2 separate regions of the Homo sapiens genome follow, and region 2 is linked to region 1. Evidence: read pairs that join two places in POLR2A ChIA-PET (ENCODE). Cell type or tissue: PC-9. All regions are shown on one strand. Links, peaks and the distances in the headings refer to the core of each region. The heading gives the core; the rest is flanking DNA.

Evidence for each region. ChIA-PET counts read pairs that join two places held together with the same protein. Peaks named below come from ENCODE experiments on the same cell type or tissue, not always from the same donor. Only the 100,000 strongest peaks of a DNase experiment are listed, where the experiment ranks them.
Region 2: POLR2A ChIA-PET joins it to region 1 with 5 read pairs; 2 of 35 experiments call an interaction of 5 or more read pairs at or near these places.

The regions. Positions count from the first base shown.
Region 1 is chr7:130,847,816-130,853,204 of GRCh38, forward strand. The region is part of intron 3 of LOC105375508 (a long non-coding RNA gene); the gene reads left to right. Among named protein-coding and RNA genes, the nearest start is that of MIR29A, 26 kb to the right of the region's middle. RefSeq lists an enhancer at 5,206-5,389. In PC-9, for the core only: no CTCF peak of the experiment used is centred there; no DNase peak of the experiment used is centred there; H3K27ac peaks cover 636 bases.
Region 2 is chr7:131,170,646-131,176,034 of GRCh38, forward strand. It overlaps a transcript of MKLN1 not described here. Among named protein-coding and RNA genes, the nearest start is that of LINC-PINT, 63 kb to the left of the region's middle. RefSeq lists a silencer at 3,691-3,891. In PC-9, for the core only: no CTCF peak of the experiment used is centred there; DNase peaks (open chromatin) are centred at 2,646 and 3,106; H3K4me3 peaks cover 642 bases; H3K27ac peaks cover 2,534 bases.

The DNA.
Region 1 (5,389 bases), core at 310-5,309:
GAACATTCTTTCTGGCGTTTAAAATTTTTTCTTTGTGGAGACAGGTCTCACTACATTGTCTAACCCGGTCTCAAACTCCTGGCCTCATGCAGTCCTCCTGCCTTGGCCTCCAAAAGTGCTGGGATTATAGGCATGAGCCACCACGCCAGGCCTTGCTACCTGTTTTTTATTTTTTATTTTAGATTCAGGGGTGCATGGGCAGGTTTGCTACAAGGGTATCTTGTGTGATCCTGAGGTTTTGGCTTCTATAGATCCTGTCAAGCAGACAGTGAACATAGTACCCGACAGGAAGGATTTTCAGCCCTTGCCCCCCTCCCTCCCTCCCTCCTTTTGGAGTCCTCAGTGTCTATTGTTCCCATCTTTATGTCCATGTGTACCCAGGGTTTAGCTCCCATTTATAAGTGAGAATGTGCTATATTGTGTTTTTCTGTTTCTGTGTTAATTCGCTTAGCTACCTGTTTTTAATACTTAGACTGATGTAGTCCTCTTCTAGATGAGTTGTAAGATTATTGATTTGTTTTCTAATTAGAAAAAGTAATACTGTGGCTCATTGCAGAAATTTGAAAAATGTGTAAAAGTATGAAGAAATAAAATATCAGAGCAATTTCACTATATATTTGAAAAATCGCTTGATCCATTAGTATCTTTCTTTCTAATCTCTTTTTCTAGGCATATGTATACTTTTTCAGTAAAATTGGGATTACACTAAATATAGTGTAATATTCTGCTTTCACTATAATAAGCATTTCCCTGTTGATTATTTTTGTAAAGATGTAAATGGTTATATGATGCATTTATCCATATCCATGAAGGTATCCATTCATTTCACACATTTTTTTTTAGCACCTTCAATGTGCTCTGCCTTGTGGTAAGTCCTAGGAATGCACTGATAAAACAGACGGGGATCCTGCTTTCATAAAGCTTTCCCCACTTTCTGGATGTATGTATTTATTTAACCATGTCTTTATTTCTGCTCAGAGAGACTGACTTAGCCGAGAGGAAGGCATTTTTGTCCTTTCCCCCTTCCTGCTGCATGCCTGGAATGGGAAATGCTGGCTCGTACTTCTACAGCCATCTTGGAACACAAAGTAACACTGAGGATGGAAGCTAAATATTGAATATAGGACATATAGGAATCTGGTCCCTGTACAAACCATGGAGAGAGTTCATGGGCCCCAGATTATCCACACCAGGACTTCTCCTGTGAAACAAAAACTTCTAACTTGTTTAAATCACTGTTGATATGGGTATTTCTGTTAAATGCAGCAAACTCATTTCCTAATTGATACAATGCTGTTTGTACAGAAGCTTCAAATTTGTTTTTTTGTTTGTTTGTTTGTTTTTTTTTTTTTTTTTGAGACTAAGTCTCTCTCTGTTGCCCAGGTTGGAGTGCAGTGGCATGATCTTGGTTCACTGCAACCTCCACCTCCTGGGTTCAAGCAATTCTCCTGCCTCAGCCTCCCAAGTAGCTAGGATTAGAGCACCCACCACCACACCCAAATTTTTTATTTTTTATTTTTATTTTTGCTAAGTTTTGTATTTTTAGTAGAGACACGGTTTCACCATGTTGGCCAGGCTGGTCTCAAACTCCTGACCTCAAGTGATCCACCCACCTTGGCCTCCCAAAGTGCTGGGATTATAGGCATGAGCCACCGTGCCTGGCCAGAAGCTCCAGATTTCTGTGTCATCAAATATATAACATTTTATCAACCCTGAGACACATCTTTTCTTACAATGCAGTCTCTCTAGAATCAGTATCATTTAATATGTCATAGTTAAATAACTTTTTTTATTGAGGTAAAATTTATATAACATAAAATTCATCATTTTAGCCATTTAAAAGCATACAATTCATGACTTTTGGTACATTCACAATATTGTGTAACCACCATCACTACCTAATTCCAGAACAGGAAATTCTGTACCAGTTAAGTAGTCACTCCCCATCCCCTGTCCTCCCAGCCCCTGACAACCATTAATCTGCTTTTTGGCTGTCTCGATTTGCCTATTCTGGATATTTCATATAAACTAATGAATACAACATGTGATCTTTTGTTACTGGCTTCTTTCACTTGGAATAAGGTTTTCAAAGTCCACCCATGTTGTAGCATGAATCAGTCCTTCATTCCTTTAATGGCTGAATAATATTCTGTTGTACATTATTCAGCCCTAACGATGGTTGTATAATGCATTCGAATGTTACACCACATTTCATTGATTCATTCAATTCACGCACATTCAGATTGCTTCCACATTTTGGCTGTAAAGAATAATGCTGCTATTAATATTCATGTACAGACAGTCCCTGACTTATGATGGCTTAACTTATGATTTTTCAACTTTATAGTGGTGTAAAAATGATATGCATTCAGTAGAAACCATACTTCGAGTACCCATATGACCATTCTGCTTTTCACTTTCAGAACAATAGTCAATAAATTACATGAGATATTCAATACTTTACTATAAAATAGGCTTTGTCTTAGACCAGGGGTGTCTAATCTTCTGGCTTCCCTGGGCCACATTGGAAGAAGAAGAATTGTCTTGGGCCACATATAAAATACACTAACACTAATGATGGCTGATGAGCTAAAAAAAAAATCACAAAAAAGTCTCATAATGTTTTAACAAAATTTACAACTTTGTGTTGAGCTGCATTCAAAGCTGTTCCTGGGCTGCATGCAGCCCTCAGGCCATGGGTTGGACAAGCTTGTGTTAGATGATTTTGCCTAACAGTAGGCTAATATAAGTGTTCTGAGCATGTTTAAGTTATGTTAGGTTAAGCTATGATGTTTGGTAGGTTAGGTGTATTATGCATTTTCAACTTATGAGATTTTCAGCTTACAATGGGTTTATCATCAGGTTGTAACCTCATCATAAGTTGAGGAACATGTGTACAGAGTTTTTTTGACTATGCATATTTCTCTTAAGTTACACTAAGGGGTGAAATTTCTGGGTCATATGGTTGCTTTATGTCTAACTTTTTGAGGAACCGTCAGAGTATTTTCCAGAGTGGCTGTACTATTGTTCATTTCCAACAGTAATGTAGCAGCGTTCCAATATTTCCACATCCTCAACACTTGTTATATTTTCATTCTTCCCAACCTAGTAGTTGTGAACCACATTTTCTTTATCCATTCCCCAGCAGTTGAGGGACATTTGGGTTGTTCCCACCTTTTTACTATTATAAACAACACTACAAATAATACCATGAACAACTGTGTACAACACAGGTGTGTGTTCAAACAAACACTTTGTTTGAACATATGCTCTTCAATCTCTTGGGTATATGACTAAGAATGGAATGGGTGGGTCATATGGTAATTCTATGTTGATTTTTTGAGGAACCACAAAACTAGCTTTTACAGTGGCTGCATCATTTTACGTCTCTACCAGCAGTGGGATTCCTGCAGACTCTCATCAACAGGCAATGAAAAGTGATGAGCAAATTTTCTTTGACTCTCATTTCATTTTGCCTCTTTTATTTTGAAATTTAAATAATAGACAAAGAGGAGAGTAAGCATTTTATATTTACCACCCAGAAATGAACAACATTAGTGCATTGTTTTGGCTTCAAATATTTTTAAGTAAATAGAACATAACAGATTAAAAAACCTAAGCCCCCTTTTCCCCTTTACCACACCTATTACGTGGCCCCTCTCCAGAGATAATGATTATCACAAGTTGGTATCTGTCCTTCTAGACTATATCTTATTAGTATTACAAATATTACATGTCTCAACATGTTCTTTAAACTTTAGGTATGTGCTATCATACTGTTTTCATCCTGCAACTTGCCTTTTTTCTAAAAAGAGCTTTATTGAGGTATATAACTGGCACACAATAAACTGCACATATTTAATGCATACAGTTGGATGAGTTTGGACATATGCCTACATCCATGGAGCCATCACCACAGTCAAGTTAACAGACATAACTATAAGCTCCAAAAGTTTCCTTGTGTCCCTTTATTTTGGGATATGTGCATGTATGGTGAAAACATTTAACACAAACTCTCATCTTTAATAAATTTTAAAGTGTATAATACAGCACTGTTGACTGTGTATTAATACGATGCTATGTAGATCTCTTCAACTAATTCATCTTGCATCACTGAAACTTTCCTCTCCCCTGAAACATGTCTTTAACTGTTTTTTTGAAGTCTGTCCAGTGACGTGCTAGTAAATGTTTAACAACCAGCTTTTGTGGGGAGGGAATGATATGTAGCTTTTGCTAATTTCCATGTTGTAAATACTCTTAACATAGCTTATACCAAGCTATAGAAGTAACATCAGCCAGCTCACAAAACTGAAATGTTAGCATTTAGTTCTCATGAGCTAGCTTCAGCATGCTACTAAATCCGTCCCTGTTGATGTGGAGATCTGAGTTTTGCTTTTTAGTTTTTATATGTTAAGACTGTATCACAATGTTTTTATCCATCACCCTATTGATGGACGTCTAGACTATGTCTAGGGCTTCACTGCTACAAGATGGTGCTACAGTAAACATTCTTGTGCATAGCCCTTGTGCACATGTGCAAGGATTTCTGGAGCAGAAGGTATGTTTACTAGATGTGGAAACACTGTCCTCTGAAGTAGTTGCCCAGTCCACCCACTTCACAAGCAGTATGTGAGAGATCTTATTTCCCCACAACCTTGGCAATACTTGGTCTCATCAGACTTGGTTTTTGCCCATCTAAAGGTTATAATTCCATTGATTTTATACATAGTTGTCCCTCACTGTGAGATCCAGTAACTATTCATAATTACCTATACGCTTATAATTTCTTTTTTTCCCCCATTTAACTCCAGTATTTGTCTGTCTCTAGTTGATTGTAATGAATGCAAGAGGCTGTTGTGGAGTGTCAATGCCAGACCCCAAATAAGGGCAACACGGCTACTTAGCTTCTTTCTGAATTTAAAAGAAATGTATAGCTTTAATTTGGGAATTTAGAAACAGAAGCTAAGGTGTCTGTAAGCCTGTATTAGTTATTGTAGCCTTTACCTGCAAGCATCAAAGAACCATAGCAGCAGTGACTTAAACAATTGTGATGGGCATTTATTTCAAGCAATAAGAAGTCTGAAGCTAGTAAAGGAGGCAGTGGTGCCATCCTGGACCCAGGCTCCTGCCATTCTTCTCTGCCACCCTTAGCTGTAGGCTGTAATTCTCACGCTCCTCATCTCACGGTTGCAAGATGGCTGCCGCAGCTCTAGGCTTCACATCAGCGCTCAAGGCGGAAGGAGCAGTGCTTGAGTAGAAACACAAGAGCTTTCACATAAATACCTAGAAGCCTTTTGTCAGCATCACTAACCAGACCTGTGTCACAGGCCACTCAGTGTGTTAGGCAAGTATTTAATGGGATATATTTTCCGTCGTCCTCTGAACAAAA
Region 2 (5,389 bases), core at 141-5,140, 320 kb after region 1:
CTGTGATGATTTCATCTCTGAGGGTTTGTAACTCATGGAGCTGTCCTTGGTCTGACAGGTCAGAGAAGAAAAGTTTTTGCCTGGGGTCTCTGGCTTCTCACAAAGTTGCTGCACTTCTCAACTGATTTATATTAATAGAAATCCACAAACCCACCATGTACAACAGATTGAGAGAATTCTTAGGAGAGTGCATGAAAACGCTGAAGTACTTCATCATAGTACATTTTAATTTTTCCCTGCATTGGAGCAGAGCTTTCCCATCTTAGATCAGGAAATGGGAAACCTAAAGTTCACTTACTCAATAAAATCAGGCTGGAGACCCATTTTGGGCAGTTCTAAATGCTGCAAAAGATCAAGATAACATTCCTCCCCTCAAAGATTTTACATGTCAGTGATAAGACACACATAAAAAAGTTAAACAACCCGACATCATAAAGAGATGAATCAGAAGCCAATAGGGTTCCAAGGATACCAAGTGTTTGAAATCCAAGGCAGGGTTACAGGGAGGAGGTCATTGGATGCTGAAATGGTGAGGGAGGTTTCTGGGGAGAGAGAGGAAACTTAATATAGGTCTTGAAGAGGAGAAAGCTAGCCACAGGACAGAGTGTATACTGTAACCCCACTTACCTAAAAATGAAGCAAAACAAAAACTGTATAGGTTTATTAAATGCAGTGAAAAAGAGTCGGAAGGATAACTAGCAAATTGGAAGAAGGGCAATACAGTTGGCAGGTGGGAGAGGGGAAGGGCTAGAATTAATAGGGACTTTCAGTTTTTACTGTATGTATACTTCTTTATTATTGTTTAAATATTTTTCTTTCTTTTTTTTTTGGGATCGTGTTTCGCTTTTGTAGCCAAGGCTGGAGTGCAATGGTGCGTTCTCAGCTCACTGCAACCTCTGCCTCATGGGTTCAAGCGATTTCCTGCCTCAGCCTCCCAAGTAGCTGGGATTACAGGCATCCACCACCATGGCCAGCTAACTTTTTGTATTTTTGGTGGAGACAGGGTTTCACCATGTTGGCCAGGCTGATCTCGAACTCCTGACCTCAGGTGATCCACCCACCTCGGCCTCCCAAAGTGCTGGGATTACAGGCATGAGCCACCTCGCCTAGCCTGTTTGAATATTTTTCTAATGAGGATATACTCATACATTGTTTGGTATAATTAAGAAATACAACATTGACAAAGAACAGATAGAACTTGGGTTTGTAGAGCAAAAGAAAGAGGATATTTTAGTTGAGAAGAACAGCTTAAGTACATGCCTGAAGTTGGAAATGTCCAGGGTGTATTTTGGGCAACAATGAGGAGACCAGTGGGACCAGCACAGAAGGGACATAGTAGCAGGTAGATTGGGGCCAGGTGGAGAAGAGCTGTTAATGAAGACCTAGTGTGAGCCTTTCACCTTCCACCAAAGCAATGAAGAGCCTTCGAAGAGTTGATCTGGAGTCCATTAATCTGTCCACACAAGAATTTATTTATTTATTTATTTTTATTTTATTTTATATATACTTTTTTGAGATGGAGTCTCGCTCTGTCGCCCAGGCTGGAGGGCAGTGACACGAACTCGGCTCACTGCAAGCTCTGACTCCGGGGTTCAGGCCAGTCTCCTATCTCAGCCTCCCAAGTAACTGGGACTACAGGCGCCTGCCACAACACCAGGCTAATTTTTGTATTTTTTTTTTTTCTTTTTGAGATGGAGTCTCGCTCTGTCACCCAGGCTCGAGTGCAGTGGCGTGATCTCGGCTCACTGGAAGCTCCACCTTCTGGGTTCACGCCATTCTCCTGCCTCAGCCTCCCAAGTAGCTGGGACTACAGGCACCCGCCACCACGCCCGGCTAATTTTTTGTATTTTTAGTAGAGACAGGGTTTCACCATGTTAGCCAGGATGGTCTCAATCTCCTGACCTCGTGATCCACCTGCCTCGGCCTCCCAAAGTGCTAGGATTACAGGCGTGAGCCACCGTGCCGGCCAAGAATTAATTTATTGATGAGCATACCTGAAAACCTAGCAAAGTTAGATAATAGAAATTGAAATCTACCTTTCTTGTACACCATGAAAAGCCACGGAACTGTCTCCTATAGTAACTGCAGCAAGAAAGGTTCTGATGTATACAAACCTGATGTTGGACTTTTCAAGAAACACTGAAAATAGAAATGCTGTCAGATGCAACTGGGGAACAACCACTTATACTTGATCCATAGTATTAATTCCACTGTAAATCTCTGTGTAATGCTTGATAGCTATGATGAATGACTTAAATGTAGTAGAGAGATTTTGATCCCCAGCATATGAGAAATGACTGAGTCAAATTTGTAGAAGTTGATTAAAAATTACTTGATTTAAACAAATGAAAATCAGGTGGATTCTGTAACATGATATTTGCATTAGTGAATATGTGTTTTCCTTGAATGAATTGACAAAAATCAATATTTTCTTTAAACTTGCATTTATAACACTATTCAAATACTTATGTATACATCATATTTTGTATATACAAACACACACACACACACACACACACACATTCATACAACAGACATAATAAAGCAAAAATCTGTAGCTATCTGGGAGTGACGAAGTACCTGACGTACAAGCCCATCTTGAAGGAAATATTAAATCTAATAAGGGAAAAACACTACAGATAGTTGAACCTTGAGTCAGTCATGCATTCTGACTCATGTGAAATGATTGGATTCTGGGTGAGATGAATTTTTTTATTGACAACAAGTGGAAGAGGGACATATCGGAGTCCTAGAATGATAATGCAAATTAGCTTTATAAAAACATAGTCTTGGCCGGGCGTGGTGGCTCACGCCCATAATCCTAGCACTTTGGGAGGCCAAGGTGGGTAGATCACCTGAGGTCAGGAGTTTGAGACGAGCTTGGCCAACTTAGTGAAACCCCATTTCTACTGAAAATACAAAAATTAGCCTGGCGTGGTCATGCATGCCTGCAATTCCAGCTACTCAGGAGGCTGAGGCAGGAGAATTGCTTGAACCCAGGAGGTGGAGGTTGCAGTGAGTTGAGATCGTGCCATTGCATTCCAACCTGGGTCATAGAGCAAGATTCCATCTCAAACAAACAAAAACACACACACAGAGAAACATAGTTTTCAGCTGACTCGGTGCTGCTCCACGAGGAGCAGCTTAAAAAAACAAAAACAGCCTTCTCCTGTAGGAGCTGAATTAAAAAAACAAATCAAAACAAAACAACAAAACAACATAGTCTTCATTTACTACAGATTTTCTTGTAACCAGAAGTACTGACAAATTGAATTGAGTTTTCAGTTTTCACTTTGCTTCTCCAGAGTTTAAAGACCTTTTTCTTTTTCTTTTTTTTTTTTTTTTGAGACGGGAGTCTCGGTCTGTCACCCAGGCTGGACTGCAGTGGCACGATTCGGCTCACTGCAAGCTCTGCCTCCCGGGTTCACGCCATTCTCCCGCCTCAGCCTCCCGAGTAGCTGGGACTACAGGTGCCCGCCACCGCACCCGGCTAATTTTTTGTATTTTTAGTAGAGACGGGGTTTCACTGTGTTAACCAAGATGGTCTCGATCTCCTGACCTCGTGATCTGACCGCCTCGGCCTCCCAAAGTGCTGGGATTACAGGCGTGAGCCACCGCGCCCCACCCTTTAAAGACTTTTGATGCTCATTTATCCCTCACTCCACCGTTTCCTTTTCATTCCACAATATGTGTCTTTTTTCAGAGACACAGATGGCACTCTTAATCGGAAAAACTGAACTTTCTTGCCTGGTGATGGGAAAACAATAGCGGGGACAAGAAAGGTTTTAAAAGCCTTCGAAAGTTCCTTGGAAAGGGAGATTCCTGATTTCATATGTTGCATTTTCCTCAGAACCCGTTTTCTCTTCTTAATCCTTCTTTATCCTACAAAATTACTTTGTGGTATCTCTTCCCGACATGAGGTGAGGGCAGCACAAGGCATCTGACCTCCACATGTTGGGAGAAGGCAGGAATGCAAGATGATCCTGTGCCTGACGTGATTAAACAGACTCACACACATTTTACAATAACCAATTTTGGAATAAAAAATGATCCTTTAAGAAAAATCTCCTGATTGTTTTAATATAGTTCTCAGTACCAATCTTGATGAGAATTGATAATTCAAACCAGTAAATATTTACTGCTACCTGCCAAGTTGAATTAAAAAAATTCATTTGGTTCTAACAATATTGTACTCTTGAGTAGAGTTATAGAACAAGAGCAAGTACAGACTAAGTTTCCAGTACAATTCAGACAGGGCAAGTCTGTTCTCTCCTCCCCACTTGTCTCCCTCCCTGATAACTGGTAGATGATAGATAGATAGATAGATAGATAGATAGATAGATAGATAGATAGATAGATAGATAGGGTGGGTATATAGATAGGCAGATGGATGGATGGATGGATGGATGGATGGATGGATGGATGGATGGATGGGGAGACAGAGAGATAGGGTGGGTGGATGGATGGATGGGTGGATAGATGGATAGGGTGGATGGATGGGTGGATGGATAGATAGATAGATTAGATTAGATAGATAGACAGATAGATAGATAGATAGATAGAATGGATGGATAGAGAGAGAGAGATAGAATGGATGGATGGATAGATAGATAGATAGATAGAGTAGGTGGAAGAAACTTCTTCCTGATTTTGTTGTTCTCCCACATATGAAAAGATGGAGCTTCTGTGACTGACAATAGCTTAAGCAAAGACAGGGAAATAATATTTATGAGTGCAGAAGTTAGTCAGGTCATTCTAAGTAGAAAGATGACAGCCAATTTTGTAATCCCACAACATTTTTTAAAAGAGAGGAAGGATTAGGTATTGGTGAAGAATTGATACCCTAAAATAATGCTAAGAAAAAATAGGAACATCTAGAGAGTTAGGAAAGATTTTGGACACCCAAATAACTACCCTCCATTTCTTTATTTGTACATCAACATGTTTGAGATTAAACATACAAAAATACAAATAGGCCGGGCCCAGTGGCTCATGCCTGTAATCCCAGCACTTTGGGAGGCCAAGGCAAGCGGATCACAAGGTCAGGAGTTTGAGAGCAGCCTGGCCAATATGGTGAAACCCCGTCTCTACTAAAAATACAAAATTTAGCTGGGTGTGGTGGCACACGCCTGTAGTCCCAGCTACTTGGGAGGCTGAGGCAGGAGAATTGCTTGAACCCGGGAGGTGGAGGTTGCGGTGAGCCAAGATTGCACCATTGCACTCCAGCCTGGGTGACAGAGTGAGACTCCACTCAAAAAAAAACCAAAAAACAAATATTACTCTGATGATGCTATTACATATCTCCAAAAGCAAACGAACAAATACCCCATTTACTCCCAGTTGACATTGATTATTTTATCCCTGGTTTGTGACCTAAAATGAATTGAGG